Regions from separate parts of the Homo sapiens genome. Here region 1 is linked to region 2. The links are chromatin contacts, found by Hi-C or POLR2A ChIA-PET in ENCODE. All regions are on one chromosome and are shown on one strand. Each heading gives the region's core, a stretch centred on a gene start or an enhancer-like site at or near the end of the contact. The rest is flanking DNA. Distances are from core to core; before and after follow the strand shown.

Evidence for each region. A loop is a pair of places that touch in the nucleus more often than their neighbours do. ChIA-PET counts read pairs that join two places held with the same protein, here RNA polymerase II (POLR2A).
Region 1: a map with no recorded cell type shows a loop between it and region 2 (2.8-fold over the local background). The contact joins two enhancer-like sites. A Hi-C loop is called at or near these places in 1 of 168 maps with a recorded cell type or tissue (posterior vena cava) and 2 of 37 single-sample maps with no recorded cell type. POLR2A ChIA-PET finds 5 or more read pairs at or near these places in 5 of 52 experiments (HepG2, K562, SK-N-SH and 1 more).

Annotation. Positions count from the first base shown.
Region 1 is chr12:93,197,209-93,203,992 of GRCh38, forward strand. The region is part of intron 3 of LOC643339 (a long non-coding RNA gene); the gene reads right to left. Among named protein-coding and RNA genes, the nearest start is that of LINC02412, 26 kb to the left of the region's middle. Within about 2 kb of position 5,001, at least 3 of the 41 ENCODE cell types and tissues checked have a DNase peak (open chromatin) inside an H3K27ac peak, as active enhancers do.
Region 2 is chr12:93,165,867-93,171,856 of GRCh38, forward strand. All of the region lies in intron 3 of LOC643339 (a long non-coding RNA gene), which reads right to left. Among named protein-coding and RNA genes, the nearest start is that of LINC02412, 5.5 kb to the right of the region's middle. RefSeq lists an enhancer at 1,825-2,374. Within about 2 kb of position 2,050, at least 8 of the 41 ENCODE cell types and tissues checked have a DNase peak (open chromatin) inside an H3K27ac peak, as active enhancers do.

The DNA.
Region 1 (6,784 bases), core at 3,751-6,250, 34 kb after region 2:
ATGCTGTTCCCATGAACTTTGAATAAACTCAAGGACAGGGATTTTACCAAGCCTGAGTGATCAGATTCAAAGAGGCTTAAAAAAAAAGGCATTTTTGAAGATGAGAATTTAGTAAGTATATGGCTCTTCATAGCAGGGTGAGATGTCCCAAGCAAAATGAAAAAATGGAGCTTCTAAGATTAGTGTCCAAGATTATTCATGACTTGAAAGAGGCCCTTGTTATGTCAAATCTAGCAACCTTTGTTGAATCATCAGGACTGAGATTTGGGCAGAGTCAACCTCTGCTGTTGTAAAGTGGATAATTACTAACTTGGTGCAATTTCAGGAATGCAGAGGCCACTCTTCCCCACTCAGCTACACTGCCTCCATTATGGGAGTGGTGACGCCTGTCTGCTATTATTAAAGATCAGAGCTGCTCTCTAATGACTATCTACTATATGTCAGGCCTTGTGCTTAGTGGTTTATTAATCTGTTCCTTACAAAAACCTCATGAGGTAAACATTATTATTCCCATTTCCTAGGTGGGAAAGTGAGGCTTAACAATGTAACTTCCCCAAGGACCCAAGCAGCTAATTTAAGATGTGAACCAAAATCTCCCTCCATAACTAAAGTTCCATAATTCCATGTTCCATGTGATGCTCCTCTATTCCCCAGTCCCAGTCTTACCTCATTCCCTAAATGGCTTTTCCTTCTCTCTCTAGAGCATACATTACACTGGACATCTGATTACCCCATTTTATGCCAATAGATCCTTCTACAAATGCTAACCATTATTGTGTGTGCCAGGTCCAGTTTGTGCCAGGCACCTTGCTGAATGCTCTACACACCCAAACTCATTTACTCTTCCCAAGAACCCCAGAAGGAAGGTGTGCATCAGTAATGTCCTGTGACCACTCTGATAGTAGATGGCAGAAAGAGAATCTGAACCAGATCTGACTTCAAGCCTGAGTTCCTAACAAAGATAGGAAGAACAAGGCAACCCCGGATGATACAGTAGCCAGACACTTGCTAGTAAAGGCCAGAACACTGACTCACTAAGCTCTGAACTCCTCTGCCCCCATGCTGCCAGGGGCACAACCCCAACAGACTGCCCAGCACACTGCCCTAATGGCCATTGACTCATCTGCTCCAACGAGCAAGTCACTGCACAAAACTCCTCCCCCACAGAAAGGTGTTGGTCCTCCGGCATTCAGAAAGAACCAGGAGCCAACATACCACTCACAGGAAGAAAACGCACACACTGTCTCTATTTGTTATTCCTCCTACACAAACTCTTTAAAATGATTGAGTTTAATAAAGGAAGATGTTTCCCTGCAGCTGTAGAGAGGAAATGTTCTAAAGTAAAAATCAGAACACAGTCTGACTAGGATCACTATGCCTATAGCAAGGATGTCCTCAAGCGGGGAAAATGAACTCGGCTAAATGCATCCAGTCTGTTCCTCTGGCCCTTCTAATGAGCAGGACCTGCAGAAGGCGAGGAAGGTTATGGTCGCACCCATAAACACCTCTTGGAGGCACCTGCCTTATCCATGCCCCGTTCTTTCACAAGTGCACCCCACTCCCGACCCCACTTCCCTGACAAAGCTGACAGCACCAACAGTAGACGCCTGTTAGGGCATCTTTCCTAGATTCTCTCCTAGAGACTGGTATTTAGCAATTCCTGCTCTTGAAGGTTCTTGAACTTAGAGCAGTAGAAAGGCCAGGAGGAAAAGCCAGTCTTGGCTGAGCAGAATAAAGCAGCCTCAGTGAGAGATGAGATGAGAGACAGACACGAGCCCAGGTGGACCCGTCACAGCCCCGTCTCAACACCGCCCAGTGAATCTATCACACATGCCTAGTACATTTGTCTCCCCATTTCCAAAATGAACATTCTCCTCTCTTGAAACCCCAGCCCACCCATGCCCGCCCTACCCTTCCTTTGAGTCCTGAATTGTATTCCTTATTGCCTTCTCCGGGACTCCTCTGTCATAATTATGCCCCCTCATGGATTATTCCCATGAACATAGAGTAATACTGCCCATCTTTTAAAAACAACCTCCAGCTGGGCACCATGGCTCATGCCTGTAATCCCAGCACTTTGGGAGGCTGAGGCAGGTGGATCACTTGAGGCCAGGAGTTAGAGACCAGCCTGGCCAACATGGTGAAACCCCATCTCTACTAAAAATACAAAAATTAGCCAAGTGTGGTAGCACAAGCCTGTAAACCCAGCTACTCAGTAGGCTGAGGCAGGAGAATCGCTTGAACCCTAGAGGTGGAGGTTGCAGTGAGCCAAAATCGTGCCACTGCACTCCAGCCTGGGTGACAGAGAGAGACTCCATCTTAAAACAAACAAACAAACAAAAACACACACAAACAACCTCCCTTTTCCACACATTTTCTTCTAGCCTCCACTTCATTTTCTGCTCCTCTTCAAAGCAAAGAGTTGTCTCTATTTACCACCTTCACATTTTAAAAAATTTTCTATTCTGTCTTCAGTCCACTTTAGCCAAGCTTCTTTCCCAATCACCTTGTTGAAGTCAAAATTAAAATATAGAGACAAATCTCTACAAGTAATGTTTTCTTTGGCAAGAAAGGATCCCAATGTGGGGTGTACACACAGTCTGGTTGGTTTTTGGTATGTCCAAAGAACAAATAGAAGGTTGGGGATTTTATAAAAAAGAGAGAGGATTGTTATGTGTGGTCCTGAAAGAAAGTTCATTGTGATTAGCAAAGATTTGGGGAGCTGGCAAGCTCCAATTGGTGGGCGAGGGTGGTGGGCAAAGTTAGTCCTAGAATTGCAGCAAGTTATCTTAGCAGCTGTAGATAAAACTGGTTTCAGGTTACAACCAGCAGTTTCAGCTGCTGGGCTTGCAGAAAGTAACATTTCTAGAGCAAGTTGAGCATGACAAGAATGACCCAATTCATATGATCAACTTTCACGACCCCATGAAGACTGGTGTCATTAAGGTTACTAATGGCTTTGATGTTTGCCTAATCTAAGGATCACACACTAGTCCTTTCTCACTTGGATGGCCTGCAGCATTTGACAAAATGATGATCATTTTCTCCCATGCAAGATTTGCATGACACTCCCTTCTCCTGGCCTTCCTTCTCCTTTTCTGCCTCCTTTTCCATCGCCTTTACTGTGTCCATCTTCTCTTGTTCTCCAAATATTGAGGGAAGGGAGAGTGAGGCAGGAAAGGAAGGAAAACAAACACAATGTTGCATCCCTGAGCTGGCTTTCTCTCAGGATCATGCATGGCCAGTTACTCCATGTCCCAGGACTTTTCGTCCAAGAGACCACAGGAATGACCACATCTGAGCACTGGCTGTCCAAGGAGAGGAAGAGGGAGGAATTTATCCACCAGCTCCCATTCCCCAATGGTCAAAAGTTTACTCCACAGGGTGTTAACTCCTCCTCACTTCTCAGTCACTTCTACAGAGGCATTGAGCACGTTTCTGTCATCAATAAGAAATCCCCGAGATGGAAAGTGACACCCACAAAAGGTCAGTGGGAGCAACACAGAGCCAGCCACAGAGGCAGAACAAATCTGCAAGGCCCCTGAGGCACGTGAGCCTGAGAGCACCTGGAGTAGCTCATGACAGGTGTCTATGACACCCCAGTCCTCTGTGCACAACGCCAGACTTGCCAACTTCACATTTCCTCATGAATGTCTAATAGGTATGTGAAGCTGAACGTGGCCAAAAGAGAACTTTTCTTCCTCTATTCCCCAACTTGCTCTTCCTATATCTTCCCTATCTTGGTCAGTAACATCTTAATCCAGCTAGTTGCCAACCTAAAAAGTGAAGGGTTACTATAGACCCCTCTTGCATCCTCACCCCACTCATCTATCAGTAGGTCTTGTTGGCTCCAGCTACAAAATGTATCCCAAATCCATCCACTTCTCCTGTCTATACTACAACCAACCTAACCCTGCCCATCACCATATCTCAGATAGATTCTGCTTTTCTTAACTGGTCTGCCTGCTCTTTGTCCCTCTAAAACACAGTCTCCACACAGTTGCAACCAGAGATACTTTCTTTTTTTTTTTTTTTTGCAACATCTCATTATTTAAAAATTTCAAGCATATATAGAAGTAAAAAGAACAGTAAATCAAAACCCCCACTACCCACCATTAACAAGCATCCAATCATGGCCAATGTCATTCACCTCTATCTCTAATTTTGAGGTAAATCTCAGATATTACACCATTTGGTCTATAAATGATCTGATTTTGCATATGTTTGCGTCTCTTAAAGATAGGAACTTTAAAAATAACCACATCTAAGGAAAAAATCAATAAAAATTCCAATTAAAAAAACACAAAGTGTTTTTTTTGTTTTTTTTTGTTTGTTTGTTTGTTTGTTTTTTGACAGGGTCTCATTCTATTGTCCAGGCTGAGTGCAGTGGCACAATCATGGCTCACCCCAGCCTCGACCTCCTGGGCTCAAGCAATCCTCCCTCTTCAGCCTCCCGAGTACCTGGGACTACAGGCATGTGCCACCACACCCAGCTAATTTTTGTATTTTTTGTAGAGACAGGGTTTCACCATGTTGCCCTGTCTGGTCTCGAACTCCTGGCCTCAAGCTACCCACCTGCTTCAGCCTCCAAAAGTGCTGGGATTACAGACATGAGCCACTGCACCTGGCCCAGAATGGTCTTTTCAAAAAGTAAAGCAGAACATGTCATTTCTTTGTGAAAACCTTCCCGTGGCTTCCCATCATGCTCTGAACAAAGCCAAACTCCTTCTTAAGACTGCTTTCACATGGCTCCTGCCTATGCCTCTGGTCTCATTTCCAGCCAGGCTCTCCCTGTCCGTGCACACCAGCCACCTTCGTTCTTCCCTGGGAGCCCTTATTCTAGTCGTTCTCTCTACCTAGGAGGCTCATTCCTGTCATCTTCCTATGCTTGGCTCCTTCTTGTCACTCAGGTCTCAGCTTATATAAGGACATCTCTTATCACCTGTGTCAAGTAGCCACCCAGCCCTCGCCACATGACTCTACTCTAATTCTCGCCATAGTCTTTTGCCCATGACATTTCCAGTGTGTCCTGGACAGGTTTACTCTTATTGTCAAGCATGACTATTAATAGCACCTCATTCACTCTCAAAAGTAGGCAACAAGGCTGGACACGGTGGCTCATGCCTGTAATCCCAGCACTTTGGAGGGCCAGGGTAGGAGGATTGCTTGAGCCCAGGAGTTCAAGACCATCCTGGGCAACATGGTGAAACCTCGTCTGTACAAAAAATACAAAAATTAGCTGGGTATGGTGGCACATGCTTGTAGTCCCAGCTACTTGGGAGGCTGAGTGGGAGGATCCCTTGAGCCAGGGAGTTTGAGGCTGCAGTGAGCTGAGATCACACCAATGAACTCCAGCCTGGTGACAGAGCAAGACCCTGTCGCAGAAAAAGAAGTAGGAAACAAATTTTATGATCACTCTACTTATAAGAAACTTATTTTTATTTGACTTTGACTAGCTTATCACCTATCTCCTTCTATGAGGATATAAGCTCTTTGACAGGAGGTCTCTCTGATTAGTTCTTTACTGTATCTACAGTACTTGGCTCATAGGAGATGCTTGATAGGTATCTGTGGAAGGAAGGAAGAAGGAGGGAAGGAAGGAAGCAAGGAAGGTAGGAAGGAAGGAAGGAAGGAAGGGAGGAAGGGAGGAGGGAGGGAGGAAGGAAGGAAGGAAGGAAGGAAGGAAGGAAGGAAGCAGGGAAGGGCATGAGGAAGGGAGGAGGGTGGGTGGGCTCAGGCCCTGACTTTTCAGTTCCTGGTTTCAGACATCTTTTGTAGTACGTACTGGGCTTCCATAATCTCCCGTTAAAATTCCTGTTTTGCTTAACATAGATGGAATGGTTTTCTGTGAGTTATAACCAAGCAATTCTTGACACCTGCTGATTTCTTTTAATAAATTGTCCACTTTCCTCTTCATGCTATACTTTACTTCTAGTGAATTGCTTTATTTAATAAAGAAAAAGAAACTTTTATCAGCACCATCCTTTTAAAAAGTGTTTTCTTTAATCGTAAGCTGTTGAGAAGTCTGGAATTGCAAACAAACAATCCTAATACAAGGTAATTCTTTCTGCTCCAAAATCTACAATAAATATTAGTGACACTGGCAATAAAGCTTCAGATCCTGATTATGCATGAACCCGTTTTTACAAAAACGTTTCAGTGGAAGATATAAATGCATTGTCAAAACAGCATTAAACCCTTGAAATAAGAGCCAGATTTTTTTTTTATAATTCAAGTATGTAAAGCATGTGTATTGCCATGGCCTTTGGGTCATTCCATTTCAGGAAATTCATGCTTTAAAATAGTCATTGTCAAATAAGAGCCATTCTTGGAGGAAACGAAAGGTTGGGTATTATTCATTCAAAGAGAACAATCCAAATATCAAAACTCATTTTGTTTTGTTTTTAATAGGGGATGCTGGGGGTTGGGGGTTTTCTCTGAACTTCAGATAACAGATAATGACAGGAATGTTGATTCATAGTGCACAATATTGAGAAAAAATAAATAAGCTCATTCCCCAAGTAACAGTAACAGTCTTTGAACAAAGAATGAGGAAGCCAAGCATGGAAGGAGATAAAGAAGTTTTACTAAAGAAATGTGCCCCATACCACTTCTCCAACCTCAGCTCTGCTCTCTTTCCCAAAAGAAAAGATTATATTTAACAACCAAAGAAAATTAGAAGATCATCGCACCTCCTTCCAGTAGCCCACCCCCAAAAGCAACAAGTGCCATTTCTGTAAGAAAGGCACTATAAATTCATTTATTTCATGAAAATCCATTGTAC
Region 2 (5,990 bases), core at 800-3,299:
CCCTGCAGCCCCCTTAGTTGCCCCAGGGATTCTAGATGCCCTCTATATTCAAGCCAACATTCATCGTCTGTCAACAGGTGGTGGACATGTACTTTTATGATTGTACTCAGGTTCCTCTGAGTTTTGTTTTTTCAACCCAGACATTAAGAAATCCTTATTTCCTATAGAGGATTTAAGAAATAGAAAAATGGCATGAACCTGGGAGGCGGAGCTTGCAGTGAGCCAAGATCACACCACTGCACTCCAGCCTGAGTGACAGAGCGAGACTCCATCTCAAAAAAAAAAAAAAAAAGAAAGAAATAGAAAAATGAAATTAAAAAAAAAGATAAAAGACATTAAGAAATCCAGAAGCAGAAACACAACTTCTCCAGTATTTTCCAAGCCTGGCTATGGATCAAATTCACCCAAGCACCTTAAAAGAATATACAGATACAGAAAGGATTCTGCAGCAGAGAACCACGTTAAACATTACTTGGATGCCATCAGCAAAATGCAGACTCTGGAAAAAAAGAAAAAAGAGAGAGAGAGAGATGAAGGAAGATGAAGGGAGAACTTGTACATTAAAAGAGACTTAAGAAACGTAACAACCAATGGGATGTTTGAACTTAGTTGGTTCCCATTTCAAAAAACACAAGGTAAAAACAGACAAATGAAAAAAGAAAATTTGGGACATTTGAGAGACAGTTAAAATTTTGAACACTGGCTATATGATGATATTAAAGACTTTTTATTATTTCTGTTTAGATGTAATAATGGTATTGTGGTTATATTTTGAAAAGATTTCATATCTTGAAGAGAAATGTACTGAAATATTTTTGGCTAAAATGATGTGTCTAGGAATTGCTTCAATATGGAGGAGAGCGAGTGGAAATCCAGACGAAGCAGGAATGGCCATCAGTCGATGATTTTTACAGCTGGATGTTAGGTTCATGGAGGAAAGTGGGGTTCATTATACTTTTTGTTCTACTTCAGTATATGTTTGAAATTTTCTGTAATAAAAGTTTAATCTCCCCAGTTTTGTGAACTATTCTATTTATTTTATCCTCATCCTTTAACACACCTATGTACACGGAACTTCCTGTGTAAAATGTTTATTGAGTGTTTATTCCCCAGAGGAGAAGCAAAGAGGAAGTAAGAGTAGGATATTTTTGAACTATGTACAAATACAACCAGTTTCAGACCCTTTTATATGATCTATACTCATTCTAGACTGAGCCACATAGAAGAGCTGTTCCTGAAGTCAGATCAGCCTGGTTACCTCTAAAAGACCAAAAGACTAAACTAAAACAGCCTTTTTTTTCTTCTGTGGAAGCGTACATGTGTGTTTGCATGTGTACGTGTACCGAACAGCTGTCATGGACCTTTGTGCAGGCTGTGCACTGCACAAGTTTGTCACATCTAAGGGGGCATGCTTCACCTCATCAACACATTGCAGATCTATATATTTATTGTGACAACAGTCTTGTAAGTGGCAGCAAAATGTCTTCTTCTAACAAAATTGGTATTTTTGATAACTTTCCAAAAGATGGAAGCAAAAATATCTTAAAGTAGGGACTTCTTTTCTAATTATGTACTTATGGTATGGGCTAGCAGTGGACCTGAACTGACTGTCTTGCCTGAGTTTGAATCTCTTCCCCCAAACTCACTCACTGAGTTTGTTATTTAATAGCCTTGAGTTCAAGTTTCTTCATCTGTAAAATGGGATGATAATATTATGTACCCTGAGAGCACTGTTCAGAGCATTAAATGCATATAGACAGTATCTGGCCCATAGGAAGCCTTCAAAAAGTGTTAGAGATTAGCTATTACCATATCTGTTCACCCATATCAAATTTTATAGGTGTCGGTATGTTGCGTTATTCATAAACTCAACTAATAAATTTTGCAGTGGACTGAAAAAAGACTGTCTCCACTATTTCATGAATCCAAACTATTTTAAAAAGAGGATTTTCCCCTAACCATCAGTTCTGAAAAATGCAAGGAAGCTCAAGCTCCAGGTAAGCAGCCAGGGTTTCTAAGCCTCTCTGCGCACAGAAGCTGTGTGCATATGCTAATGAGGAACCTTTGAAGAAAAGTGCTGGGGTTTTTCCAACGCTCTAACTACTTGGCCAGTAAGCCTTTAATGATGGGAAAAGACCCAGTGGGAGTTGCCAGCCACAAAAGGGGTTTTACCTCACAGGCAGAATAGTCAAAATGCTTCAAGACGTTAAAAGCCTATTTTTAAAAGGAAAGAACACAGAGTATGTCTTTAACTTGATGTTAAAAATAAACTCAGCCGCCTCCTCTGCGTTTCCCACCCTCTCCCACTGTCCTTCCGTCCCCTGCACTGCCCTAAAGGAAAGAAAGAGTGCTTTTGTTTCATTTTTATTTTTCTCATGAGCTTTTCTTTCATTATTATTTGTTTACTCTTAGCCAAACTTGTTTTTCCGTTCACAAAACAAGTTGCATTTTTCTCTTAAAAATTCCTCGGGGATTCCCAGGAAGCAAGACGGATTATCAATTAGAACTAGCCCGTGTCAGGATGAGTAAAAGATTCGCGCGGAGATAAGCAAAGTGGAGCCCTTACGGCGTCCCTTGTGCCCAGAAAGTATCTGCAGGGGACGTTGTTCAAGCAAGGGGGCCTTTTATTTATTTTTTATTTTTTTATTTTATGTATGTATGTATTTATTTATTTTTGAGATGGAGTTTCACTTTTGTTGCCCAGACTGGAGTGCAATGGCGCGATCTCGGCTTACTGCAACCTCTGCCTCCCGGGTTCAAGTTCTTCTCCTGCCTCAGCCTCCCAAGTAGCTGGAATTACAGGCATGCACCACCACGCCCGGCTAGTTTTGTATTTTTAATAGAGACGGGGTTTCTCCATGTTGGTCAGGCTGGTCTCAAACTCCCGACCCCCACGATCCTCCTGCCTCAGCCTCCCAAAGTGCTGGGATTTGAATGCTTTTTCATATTGGGGTTTAAGTACAGACACTTCCTGAGGCATGACTAGACATAGCAACACTACTTTGCTGAGCTGCCTTCAATAAATTCCATTAAGCAGCCATAAAATTCCAATAGATCAGATGTGCCAGTTTTTGTTCATGAAAAAGCTAATCTGTGTAGCAGAAAAGCTGCCAGCTGGAGTGGAAAAGCTGGATTTCTTATTGTATATTGATGGCGGAGGGATTTCAAGACCCCAGTGGAAGCCAAAGTTGTTGAAAGACAAGGAGACCCAGGCCTGTGCATAGTACTATGATTTCACTGGAGGGAAATATAAGAGATGAAGGGGTGGCTGAAGGCTTGAGACCCTGTTTACTTAAAAATATTAAAAAAAAAAAAAAAAGAAAGCCCTTAGGCAATATAAGATAAAGGAAAAAACAGCAAAAATCATTTTAAGAAATAAAATTCTGCCAGTGTGGTGGTAAACACCTGTAATCCCAGCACTTTGGGAGGCCAAGGCGGAAGGATCACTTGAGCCCAGGAGTATGAGACCAGCCTGGGCAGCATGGTGAAACCCCGTCTCTACAAAGATACAAAAGCTAGCTGAATGTGGTGGCATGCACCTGTAGTACCAGATACTCTGAGGGAGTGGGGGAGGCTGAGGCGGGGGATGGCTTGAGCAGGGTAGAGAGAGACCTGGAAGGAAGGAAGGAAGGAAGGAAGGAAGGAAGGAAGGAAGGAGAGAAAGAGAGAAAGAAAGGAAGGAGGGAGGGAGAGAGGGGAGGAAGGAAGGAGAGAGAAAGAGAGGAAGGAAGGAAGGAGGGAGGGAGGGAAGAAAGGAAGGGGAGGGAGGGAGGGAAAGGAAGGAGGGAAAAGGAAAGAAAAGAAGAAAAGAAAGAAAAAGCTCTAGCTGGGTGTGGTGGCTTGTGTCTGTAGTCCAGATATTGGGCAGGCTGAAGCAGGAGGATTGCTGGAGCCCAGGAGTTTGAGGCCAACCTGGGCAAAGTAGCAAGACCCCATCTCTTTAGAAAATTAGAAAACAAAGTTCCTGTCTAGGGTTGGCCTCTAACTTGCAGCATGACCTCAGTCCAGTGATTTTCTTCCCTACAATTTCTTTTTCACAAAATCAGATCCCTCTCTTCTTGAATCTGTTCTTTAATAGGAATATATAATTGATAAATTACATATAATTGAAAACAAGATATTACATCAGAGCGCTTAATAAGTGAAAATCACAGTACAAACGCATGCTTAAACACTGTTGAAATTTAATGAAGTAATTTTGACACATGTCTAGAAAGTCAGAAGGGAAATTTTGTTACTAAAGGTTGAGTTTGAGCCAATTGTTTTCCAATTTTCATGAAAGCGAAGCACTGTAATACAAAAGCATGCCTAGGAACACTAGCACCTAACTCAATATGCCTTAACAAATGAGTAAAGGAAGAATGCCAAGATTTCCAGCCTGCAAAGCTTCACCTCTAGGGAATCTATGGCCTTCTTGCAATGGATCTTCTAGTTTATAAGCTCACCAACATAATTTGACACCCAGTGAAAATGATATTTTCACCATATGTATATGCCACCATTTTCAAATGTGTGTAGATTGGTTGTGACTAATAAAATACAATAAAAAATTATAAATTTATCATTTGTATATGTATTAATAAAATACAGACTCATTTAAAACATTACCAAAATTGAGTCAATTGTCAACATCTATTTCTGGATCAACCAACTCTAAAATTACAATTTCTTCCAGCTGGGAACTCTGGAGTTTAATATACTATAGCTTTTTGTCATAAATTGATCTCTGCTGTATTAGTTCATTCTAGAAAGTGATGGAACATTGATACTTTGAGTAACTTGTGTGCCAGTAACAAAGTGCTTCCCTAAAGCACAGCCAGGAATCAAGTCTATGATTAAAAACATCTGAGTCAATAACTATTTATTTACTTATTTGTGTTGTCCTGGGAAGGCTTGAGGATGGCTTACCAAGATGCACAAAATTCAGCAAGATACCATCAGTTAAATAAAAGTAATGGGGGAAAAAGATAGGATAGAAAAATGAGTAGCAGGGCTGTGGTTAGGACATAAAAGGCGTTCTGTGAAATCCCACATTCTTCCAAGTGCTGGCCTATTTGGCTCTGCCCTTTGTAAGCAGCCAAAGGGAAGAGGAAACCATTATTAGATACATAACTCATATTAGCTGTTAATAAATATACATCAACTTCTTATAAGAAGCCCAACTCTTTCTGCTGGAAAGATGAGAGAAACTTCAAGAAATGGCAGCGTCCCCAACAACATACCAGTTGCAACAGATCAAAAACTCAGTTTTAGCCCATGTCCTCATGCCAGAGCCAGATTCAGTAACTAATTTTTTACAGACTTTCTCTAATGATGAAAAAGTACTTTTCCAACACTCCGTGAAAATGATCTCTTCCCTCTTGTTTAAGTGGGGAAACAGAGGCAGAGAACAGTGAATTGCTTCCACTTCATATACTAGGTCAATTGCTAAGATAAAAGTAGAAATAATTTGTCCTAGCTGGATATAATTACCTCCAGATGTGCATTTGCAGATTACATGATGATTATGAAGTGCTCTTGAGGACTCCTTAAGGTGTAATGGTGACCTTTGACTCCATTTCATTTTCTCTTCCATCCCCCTGATGCAATTTTCCTCACCCTGACTCTTATCCTCTTGCCTTGGTCACCACTGAGCACTCAAGGATGTAGAAAATAGATGGCCTCTACAAGGCGGAGGTCCAGGGGAAGCCATCACAGAGATGGATGAAATAGCAGAGCTGGAACACTCGGGCATGCACTATGGAGATGGCCTGGAATGAGTTTCTGAAAAGAGTCTGGGCCTCCAGCACCTCACTGCTGACCAAGAAGTCCAGAAACACGTCTGTGCAACTTCCACTTCCACGGCACCAGCAAATCACCAGGCCATTTAATAATTCACCAAGCAAATACGTACTGAGTGCCTTCCAAGACACCAGGTGCTGAGCCTGTGCTAGGGAATCAAAGGCAAAAAAGGCACAGGTGTGTCCCCATAGAAACTGTAGCTTAGCTGT